Linked DNA regions of Homo sapiens: region 1 is linked to region 2. Evidence: chromatin contacts called from ENCODE Hi-C or POLR2A ChIA-PET data. All regions are on one chromosome and are shown on one strand. Each heading gives the region's core, a stretch centred on a gene start or an enhancer-like site at or near the end of the contact. The rest is flanking DNA. Distances are from core to core; before and after follow the strand shown.

Evidence for each region. A loop is a pair of places that touch in the nucleus more often than their neighbours do. ChIA-PET counts read pairs that join two places held with the same protein, here RNA polymerase II (POLR2A). Pooled maps may share reads with other maps.
Region 1: a pooled map shows a loop between it and region 2 (10-fold over the local background). The contact joins the promoter of NOL11 here to the promoter of PRR11 in region 2. A Hi-C loop is called at or near these places in 5 of 50 pooled maps. POLR2A ChIA-PET finds 5 or more read pairs at or near these places in 2 of 52 experiments (A673 and WTC11).

What each region holds. Positions count from the first base shown.
Region 1 is chr17:67,714,461-67,719,185 of GRCh38, reverse strand. It overlaps NOL11 (nucleolar protein 11), which reads right to left and starts at 1,250. Exons shown (of 18, transcript NM_015462.5): 1 at 1,098-1,250. The coding sequence starts at 1,238. LOC101928045 (a long non-coding RNA gene) reads left to right here and starts at 1,508. Exons shown (of 4, transcript NR_188294.1): 1 at 1,508-1,544. RefSeq lists enhancers at 1-77, 1,000-1,189, 1,260-1,339 and a silencer at 640-729.
Region 2 is chr17:59,153,363-59,158,158 of GRCh38, reverse strand. It overlaps PRR11 (proline rich 11), which reads right to left and starts at 2,413. Exons shown (of 10, transcript NM_018304.4): 1 at 2,354-2,413. SKA2 (spindle and kinetochore associated complex subunit 2) reads left to right here and starts at 2,973. Exons shown (of 4, transcript NM_182620.4): 1 at 2,973-3,028. The coding sequence starts at 2,996. RefSeq lists enhancers at 2,236-2,285, 2,946-3,185.

The DNA.
Region 1 (4,725 bases), core at 1-2,500, 8.6 Mb before region 2:
CTCAAGTGATCCACCCACCTGGGCCTCCCGAAGTTCTGGGATTACAGGCGTGAACCACCGCGTCCGGCCAAACCTCTAAAAGGGTAGTTAAAATGAAAATATAACTAAGTTCCTAAATAAGTAAATAAGCAACCCTTTGTTAAAAAAACAATAGTACATTTAAAAATTGATTATATTATGCCTCTGCATGGGAAGTTATGCCTCTGAACAGCGGCATGGGAAATTAAGTAGGGACATCTGGGATCATGTCTATCCAATTCCAATCTGCCATTGTATTCCTATGCAGGAGCTGCAAAACTGCAAATCTACTTGACATCCCAAGTGAAACCCAATAGAGTTAGCAGAGTCAAAACGGCACAGGGAGCTGTTAGCAACCTGTTCTCAAAACGTCAAAGCAGATACCTAACTTCTTTAAAACATGGAAAACTATGTTCAGCAGCCCAGAGAAAAGTAACTGCTTTCTATGCGACCACCAAAAGCAAGGTTAGAAAGTGTTCTCTATCAGGCTTTAGGCTGAAATGGGGGCAGGGCTTGCAGATTTTCCCAGGACTCAACTCCAGGATTCCCAGCGTGAATCAGAGATGCCAACAGACAACTCACTTGGAGGCAAGATTCTTAGCGAGCTATCAAGAAAGTCCCTCACTCTCTAAAATTGTCCCCGCCCCTACAAAGAGAGGGGTGTGAAGTGTAGACACGGCTAAACCACTATTCCCACTCTGTCAGTGTCATCCTCTCCCGCCCAACCAATCTCCGTTCCATCCTCCCGCGGGCGGCTAAGATAATAAAGACCCTAGGAGGGAATCTTAGCAAGGCCAATTCCGCGAGTTCCGAAGCAAAAGCACAGGTTTTCTTTCTTTTCCGAGTCTAACCCACGTGCACTCAGACGCTCTGCCCCTGCAAGTCGGAAATATGCCTTTACAGGAAGGCAAGCAAGCCAGATTCCAGACCTCACTCAGCGTCCCCAACAGGCCCAGCCGGCTCTCTGCTAAGCCTTCTCCACGATCTCTTTCTGAAGCTGTGAGAAACTTGAGCTCGAGCTCCGCGCTCAGAAAGGGGCGAGAAGGCAGTCGGGGCGCTCCCAAACCTATTGCCTTCACCTTATAGAGGATGACTGTCCTGCCGCTGTCTGTCACTAGAAACTGGTCTGTTTTGTCGCTCTGCTCCACGCCTAGGAGTCCTTCAGGCCCGGCGCTCAGGACTACCGAAGACAACGTGAATTCTTCCTCCAGCGCTGCCATTTTGAGCAAACCTAAGTACGGCCGCGCTCACTCCCGGCAGGCCTCGCGCTTTCTCTCGCGAGAATGAACGGGCCTGAGGGGGCGAGTGCTTGCCAAACCAGGAACCTGCTCTCGCAGCCTGCGACCTCTGGCGGGCGGAAGGAGCGAGCGCGACTGTGAATTTAGCCAGGTGGGCTGGGCCGGCTTGCGTCAGACTCCGCCTCCCGAGACCACGCCTCGCCGAGTCCCGGATGTGCTCCAGGAAGGGATAGGGTAGGCGCGGAAGTGCTGCTTACTGGGTCCTGAATCGGCTGCGTGCTGTTCTAGGTGGGGACTTGAGAGACTGTAGATGGGTCTAGGGAGTGGTCGAATATAAATAAGCTAGATTTTTTTTTTTTTAATTGCAAGGGAACTCCCTAGGAATTCCATCCATGGCCTTGTGGAACGATCTGCCAAAGAAAAAATATTTATCTCTGTAGGTAAACTCCCAATAACGTGCTGTTCCTACGTGAAATGCTTAATTCCCCCCAAGTTTCTTGGAACCCTCTAGAGATCTCCAGTCTTTTCAGTCTTTCAGGCCTTCTGAGTTCTCTGACTCCCCTTCTCTGAGCCCCAGTGGGGAAAATCTCTCCTCAGCTTACAGGAAATTCAGACTAGTTTGATGAAGGTGAAGTTGAAGGTCCCCTGTGTGATTTTTGGCAAGGTTTTTATTTCCGGGAGAAATGTATGTTTCTCAGATAAGCATGGCAGATTCAATCAATAATGTTAAATAAATAAGTAAAGATAAATTGTGATGTTCTTAGGGAGAAACCATTTAATAGGCAATTACTAAACAAATGTACCCAGTGTGACAAAGTGCCTCAGTTTAGATTTAAGCATCCACCAGATCGCCATGTGTGTTGTTTCTCATTGCCCCAACATGACGACATGGGCAAAAGGAGAATATCCAGCTACTGTGAAGGAATCAAATGCAGTCTATTTTTATAATGCTAATAGGTCTTTTGTTGTTCAAAAGTAGTGGCATTATCATGGCTCACTGCAGCCTCTAACTCTTGGGCTAAATAAAGCAATCCTCCTGCTTCAGCCTCCCGAATAACTGGGACTACAGGCATCCATCACCACGCCCGGCTAATTTTTGTATTTTTTGCAGACATGGAGTCTTGCTTTGTTGCCCAAGGTGATCTTGAACTCTGATAATCTTTTAATTTTTAGGCTGGGTTGTGAGATCAAGAGGATATAGTTTATTATTATGCTTCATAACTTACTTTGTGATAGGTGGTAAGAAGAAAAACATTAAACTCAGAAGGGAGAGATAAAGCGTGGGTGTGTGGGGGAGGAAGGAGTGGTCTGTGTATGTGAAATTTTCACTAGGATGACCACAGGCCTCCTTGAGAGGATGTCTTTTTTTTTTTTTTTTTTTTTTTGAGACAGGGTCTTGCTCTGTCGCCCAGGCTGGAGTGACGCAGTCTCAACTCACTGCAATCTCTGCTTCCCGGATTTAAGCTATCCTCCCACCTCAGCCTCCCGAGTACCTGGGACTACAGACATGCACCACCATGCCCGGCTAATTTTTGTATTTTTTGTAAAGATGGGGTTTCACCGTATTGCCCAAGCTGACCTTGAATTCCTGGGCTGAAATGACCCTCCCCCCTTGGCCTCCTAGAGTGCTGGGATTACAGAGCCACAGTGCCTGGCCCAAGGGTATCTTTTGAGGATGGCATGAAGGAGGGGAGGGAGCGATCATGCAGTTAACTAGGGGAGGGAGCGATCATGCAGTTAACTAAGAGCATTCTCAGTAGCAAGTGCGCCTGGGGCACCAACAGGGAGATTCCCTAGAAGTCTATCGCAGTTATTGTAGTTACCAGGTGAGAGGTGATGAGGGCACCATCAGTAGCAAGGCTTTTCTTTCTTTCTTTCTTTTTTCTTTTTTGAGGCGGAGTCTTGCACTGTAGCCCAGGCTGGAGTGCAGTGGCGCAATCTCGGCTCACTGCAAGCTCTGCGCCCCGGGTTCACGCCATTCCCCTGCCTCAGCCTCCTGAGCTGGGACTACAGGCGCCCGCCACCATGCCCGGCTGACTTGTTTGTATTTTTAGTAGAGACAGGGTTTCACCTTGTTAGCCAGGATGGTCTCGATCCCCTGACCTCGTGATTCGCCCGCCTCGGCCTCCCAAAGTGCTGGGATTACAGGCGTGAGCCACTGCGCCCAGCCTTTTTTTTTCTTTTTTGAGACAGAGGTTCACTCTTGTCACGAAGGCTGGAGTGCAATGGCACAATCTCGGCTCTCTGCAACCTGCAACCTCTGCCCCCCGGGTTCAAGCGATTCTCCTGTCTCAGCCTCCCGAGTAGCTGGGATTAGAGGCACCCACCCCACACCTGGCTAATTTTTGTATTTTTAGTAGAGACGGGGTTTCACCATGTTGGCCAGGTTGGTCTCGAACTCCTGACCTCAGGTGATCCACCCGCCTCAGCCTCCCAAAGTGCTGGGATTACAGGCCTGAGCCACCGCGCCCGGCCACTTCACATTTTCGTATTCATGGCACCAGCAATTGTCTGTGATCCATACAAAGAGCTTAATACACGTTTGTTGAATAAGTCACACTTAACGTTGCAAGCTAGGATAATAAATAGAACGTGGACTTGATCCATTAAGGGAAAGTAAGACTTCCTGGTTGAGAAAGCTGGAACTGTGCTTGCATATTCGTCTGTAAATTTGAGTCTAAGTTTGGTAAACTATTAAAGGAGATTACAATCCTTTCTGGAAAGGACACCAGCTATAATAAGGGAACTAGGAGTCTTCTGCAACCAAGCCTAAGCTAGGAACGGGTCAGGAGGCGTTCCACTTCCAATGTGCATCCATCAAGGTCAATGAGCAAGAAGAGGGTCTGGCTATCCCTCACTGGTTAGAGACATTTAAGGCTGGTCTTCAAAGGCAGCTGTGACCCTGTGCATTTTACTGTGTGTTGTGGATGTTCTCTCTGGATTGTTTGTCATGTTTATGCTGCTTGGCTGCCTAGCTGTGAAGACTGGGGGAAGATATTGCCTCTCACATTCAATTCCTAGAATAGAATCAGATGATAAATATACAATGAATGAGTCTAAATATATAATGGGTAGGAAGGGAAGCCTGCTCACATTCAAAAGGGAGGATGTTACCCATTAGAAATTTGTCATGGAAGGTTGACAGCTGGTGACGTGTACATTGCATGAATGGGGTACAGTAAGTGCTTCATCAAAGGAATATTCGTAGAAGGACCATTCAGCAAAGAAAGTGAATGGTAGATATTTGTATGCCACCAAATCTCTATATTATTTGAAAGTTGTGGTGATTCTTAAATAAGATCTGAGATACTCTAAGATATGTTTTTCGGTTTCAGAAACTCAAAAAACCTTTGCGGTAAATGTTCAGACCATAGCAAATAATTGAACAATATTACCAGAATTTAGGCATATGCCCCTGAAGAAGTTTTCTGCCCAGCAAAAATCAGAGAGAGAGAGGAAGAATCTAAGA
Region 2 (4,796 bases), core at 1,164-3,663:
ATGATTCTCCTGCCTTCAGTCTTTCTCCTTGCCAGTTCATTTTCCATACCAGAACTGATACTTTAAAACAAAATGAGATCTAGATATTCCCTTGCTTAAAAGTATTTGAAGGTTCCTTTACTCACAAAATTAAATTCCTTAGCATGCCTTTCAAAACTTTTCACAACTTAGCTCTAATGGCCCTTTGCCATAGTCTCTTCTAGTGACTAGCGGTTTGTACTTCCAGGTATACTAAACACCAAATACTTTCTGTTTCTTTCTATCAGCCTTTCCTTCTGTTTAGAGTATCCTCTTCCAAGTCAACTTATACCTAGCCTTCAAGATTCTGTTATTTTATCTTATAGATATTAGTTGAGTGCTTATAATCCACCAAGTACTATGCTAGGTGCTGGCATACAATCCTGAACAACACCAACATAGTCTTTGTCCTTCTAGAATTTTTTTTTTTTTGGGGGGGTGGACAGAGTCTCGCTCTGTCACCCGGGCTGGAGTGCAGTGGTGTGATCTCAGCTCAATGCCACCTCCACCTCCTGGGTTCAAGCGATTATCCTGCTTCAGCCTCTTGAGCACCTGGGATTATAGGGGCGTGCCACCACACCCGGATAATTTTTGTATTTTTAGTAGAGATGGGATTTTGCCATGTTGGCCAGGCTGGTCTTGAACTCCTTACCTCAAGTGATCCGCCCGCTTCATCCTCCCAGAGTGCTGGGATTACAGGTGTGAGGCACCATGCCCAGCCTCCTTACAGAATTTATACTGGCTGAAATGTCATCTCTTTTGCACTTCTATAGCACTTTATACACATCTTTATTATAAAATGTATTACATTTCATTGTAATTTTTGCTTGTATGTTTGTCATCCTGCTGGACTGTGAGCTTTTCAAGGGTGTGACAAATTTCATTCATCTTTGTTTTCCCAGCATCTAGAATACAGCAGGAGCTAAATAATGTTTCATTCAATAAAGAATGAAAAGAAGCATTCCTGCTAAGTGTTAGCTAGCAAGTGTTATTTTAGTTAAGGAATATATTCTAATATTGTCAAATTCTCTTGGTTAGGGAGGTTTTTACTTCTTCATATCATACCACATCTTCATATGGCTAAAAGATGGGTCTAAAGCTATTTTCCAATAGGAAGATGCAATAAATAATACAGTAAGAATTACAGTCTTTTGCAGGAGTTGGCGCTGCTGCTTCTGTGAAAACTCCACCCAATGATATGAAAAGTTCTTTGCGGCCGAGCGTGGTGGCTCACGCCTGTAATCCCAGCACTTTGGGAGGCTGAGGCTGGTGGATCACGAGGTCAGGAAATCGAGACCATCCTGGCCAAGAGGGTGAAACCCCGTCTCTACTAAAAATACAAAAATTAGCCGGGCGTGCTGGCGTGCGCCTGTACTCCCAGCTACTCAGGAGGCTGAGGTTGTAGTGGGCCGAGATTGTGCCACTGTACTCCAGCCTAGGCGACAGAGCGAGACTCCGTCACAAAAAAAGAAAAAAAAAAAAAAGAAAGAAAGAGAAGAAAAGTTCTTTGTTCTGGGGTACTTTCAAAGCTGTAGCAGCAACGGAAATGACTGTTGCATTTCATTGCCATCTTCCTAAAACACATTTTTATGGAAGTCTCTTGCGCTCCTCCACAAATAGCCTTCAATTACTTAATTTCCATTAGCAGTCCAATTGATTCTTCTTGAACACCCATAGCACTATTTCTGGGTACTTGCTTTTTTTAAATTTTATGTTTTATGCTTTTTTTTTTTTAAGCATTGCTGTTTTTGTTCTGTCTTGTTTTTCCAAAGAGACTGCAGCTCCCTAAAGTCTCATCCCGCACAGTATTAGGCACTCAGTAAACAGGACACGCATTTAAAATTGACACTCTAACAGCATGCCAGACAATATCGAGTAACATAGTAATATTCCCAGTCAAGAAATGTACCAACTTAAACTTTAATGTGCATAGAAATCACTCAGGGAAATCTTGTTAAAATGTATATTCTGATTTAGTAAATTTGGGTGGAGTCCGATAATTTGCATTTGTAACAAGCAAACAAGAGATGCGGATGCCGCTGATCTGTGGACTTGCATTGAGCAGCAAATATGTAAAGAAATGTTCAAAAGGAAGGCAGATGCTTTGCTCCAAAACGTATCTTGCGAAGTGTTAATTAAATAGAAGTATGGTTAAGATGAAGCCAGGCCGAGCACTTCTTCCCCAGCCCCAAACCTCCCCTTCCTCCTTTCCATTTCCCCTTCGTGTCCAGCCAAAGTCCCCACCTCCCTAAACCATAAAAACACAAGCAGCAACAGGCCCAGCTACTCAAGACGCGAGCTCAGATAACAAAGAAATAATCGTTCCTGCACTTACTAGTCTAAGAGCCGGGGGAGTCGATGGAGTCCGGGCTGTGGCCTCTCCCACGCCATAAAGAAAAATTCAAAATTAAATCCTTGTCAGGGAGAGGCCAATCGTAGACACGGTCTCTGCACGATTCGCTCTTCGGATGGTGTAGGAGCACAGCCCGGCTTGTGATTGGCTGAGATAGCACAGAGCTCCAGCCAATCAGAGCTGAGGCGCTTCTGGTATGAATAAGGAGAAGGCGGGAGAGAAGGGGAAGGAAAGCCGGAGGGGAAAGAAGGTGTGTTACGTCCCCTCTGCTGTCGGTGGAAGCTCTGGTGTGATTGGTTGGCTCTTCTTCCAATTGCACCAATCTCAAGCTCTTCTCTGCAGAGCCCTAACTACAAAATTGAAAGTAGAGAGGAGGGGGCAGCCAATGGAAAAAAAAATTTGCACAGCAGCCAATCCTCCTGCGGCGTTTTGTGCCTTTGCCCAACAGGAAAATGTGTCTCATGCAGAGGGGCGTTACCCAGTCTCCAATGGGCGGGAGCCGGTGGAACGGAGGAGCCAATGAGTGCGAGATGTTGAGTGACAGCTGTCCAATGGAGGCCCTCCGTGCTAGTACGGCTTGCGGCTTAAGCGCCGCCGCGGTCTGCGGAATGTCAACTATTCAACATGGAGGCGGAGGTCGATAAGCTGGAACTGATGGTGAGTGCAAAGTGAAGGAGATCTACTGGGTAGTTTATTTTTCCCCCATGGCCTCGGAGGTGGGGCACAATTTGGAGTCGCCGGAAACTCCGGGCGGCGGAGGCTGGACCAGAGTCGAGTTCCCTCCTCCTGCACCAAAGGGAGCCGCCACCGTCTGGTGTCTAAACCGCCTCGGGTAAGGGGTTACATCCGGGAAACTCGTCAGGGAAATGGCGGGAGATGCTGAGGGTGCGGGGCCTTTGGAATTCCTTGTTCCTTGCCCTCACCTTTACACCCCTTACGAAACTGCGCCGGGTGCAGACCGCATTCTGTGTTTGTACCAAAAAAGATGTGAATGGAACGGTCCCTAAGCGTCCCAAGAAGGGAGAGGTGGTTCACACTCCAAGAAAGGGGAACGGAGGGTGGGGTGGGGAATAAACTGACGGGGGCGAGGAGAAATCCCTGTAGGGCCAACCCGCTCACGTTCTAAAAGGCGGGCCGAGAAAGTCTGAGAAAGGATGCTAGACTTGTATGCACAACTTCCTAACGGCCAAGGAACCCGTTTCTGTTTGATCCGGAGGTGGCAAACCGTGGGTGAGGGAAGAGGTGTGAGCGAAGGGGATCGTAACCACGAGCTCCGCTCCCGGAGCGCGGGCGGGATTGAGACAGGAAAGGCATCCTGCTCTGGAGTTGTGCACTTTCATTCATCTGTGAAAGTAGAAAACGGGGGCGAAGAATTGGAAAGCACTCCCGTTGTTGCTGGCGTGTTTGGCCTGCTCGGGGGGCGCCCAGCTGGGGGGCTGTCCTAGTTTTCTTTAAGGATCCGTCCCTCACTTGTTCTCTTTATTCCCTCCCTCCCATCCTTAGATTACCAGCTTGATCGCCCGCGCTTTTTTCCTCTTAGTGTCCTTGTTCTGTCTTCAGCCCTTTTCGTTCAGCATTATCTTTTTTTTCTTTTCTTTTCTTTTTTTTTTTTTTTCCCAGGTTGGGCTGCTTTCCTTAAAAACCTGGACTTTGGAGGAAGCGCCTGCCACTGAGCTCCTGTCTTTTTTTGTTTGTTTGCTTGTCTGTTAAATACGATTGGCCGGGCGCGGTGGCTCACGCCTGTAATCCCGGCACTTTGGGAGGCCGAGGCGGGCGGATCAAGAGGTCAAGACATTGAGACTACCCTGGCCAACATGGTGAAACTCCGTCTATACTAAAAATAAAAAAATTAGCCGGGTGTGATGGCACGCGCCTGTAGTCCCAGCTACTCGGGAGGCTGAGGCAGGAGGATCGCTTCAACCTGGGAGACGGAGGTTGCAGTGAGCCGAGATCGCGTCACTGTACTCCGGCCTTGCGACAGAGACAACGTCTCAAAAAAAAAAAAGATTAAGTTTTAAAAAAGTAAAAGACTTCTTTCTTCGTTTGTAATCCGTCCCTCCTTCCCACGCCATTCCCTGGCATTACTGCTTAGGTATCCTTTGTGCCTGCCCTGCTTTCTTCAAGCTGAATCTTGGGTCTCTAACTTCTTCCTTGGAAAGGATGGGTGGTGATCCTGGAAGAAACCTCACCCACCCCCCATTCCCACCCCAGAAAAAGTGAGGCCTTGATATATCTTATTTTCTTCTGTTGTGCTAATGAATTGGAGTGCCTCTCATATACAAATTTAATTTGAAGGCTTTCAATTACTTTTAGCATTTTGTGTTTAAATTTTCTTTGTGCAGTGTGTGTGGGGTTGGAGAAGTGTAGGGAGAAATGGGAGGGAAGAAGGAAGAATTTCCTGCAGATTTTCAAACCTGTAATAATG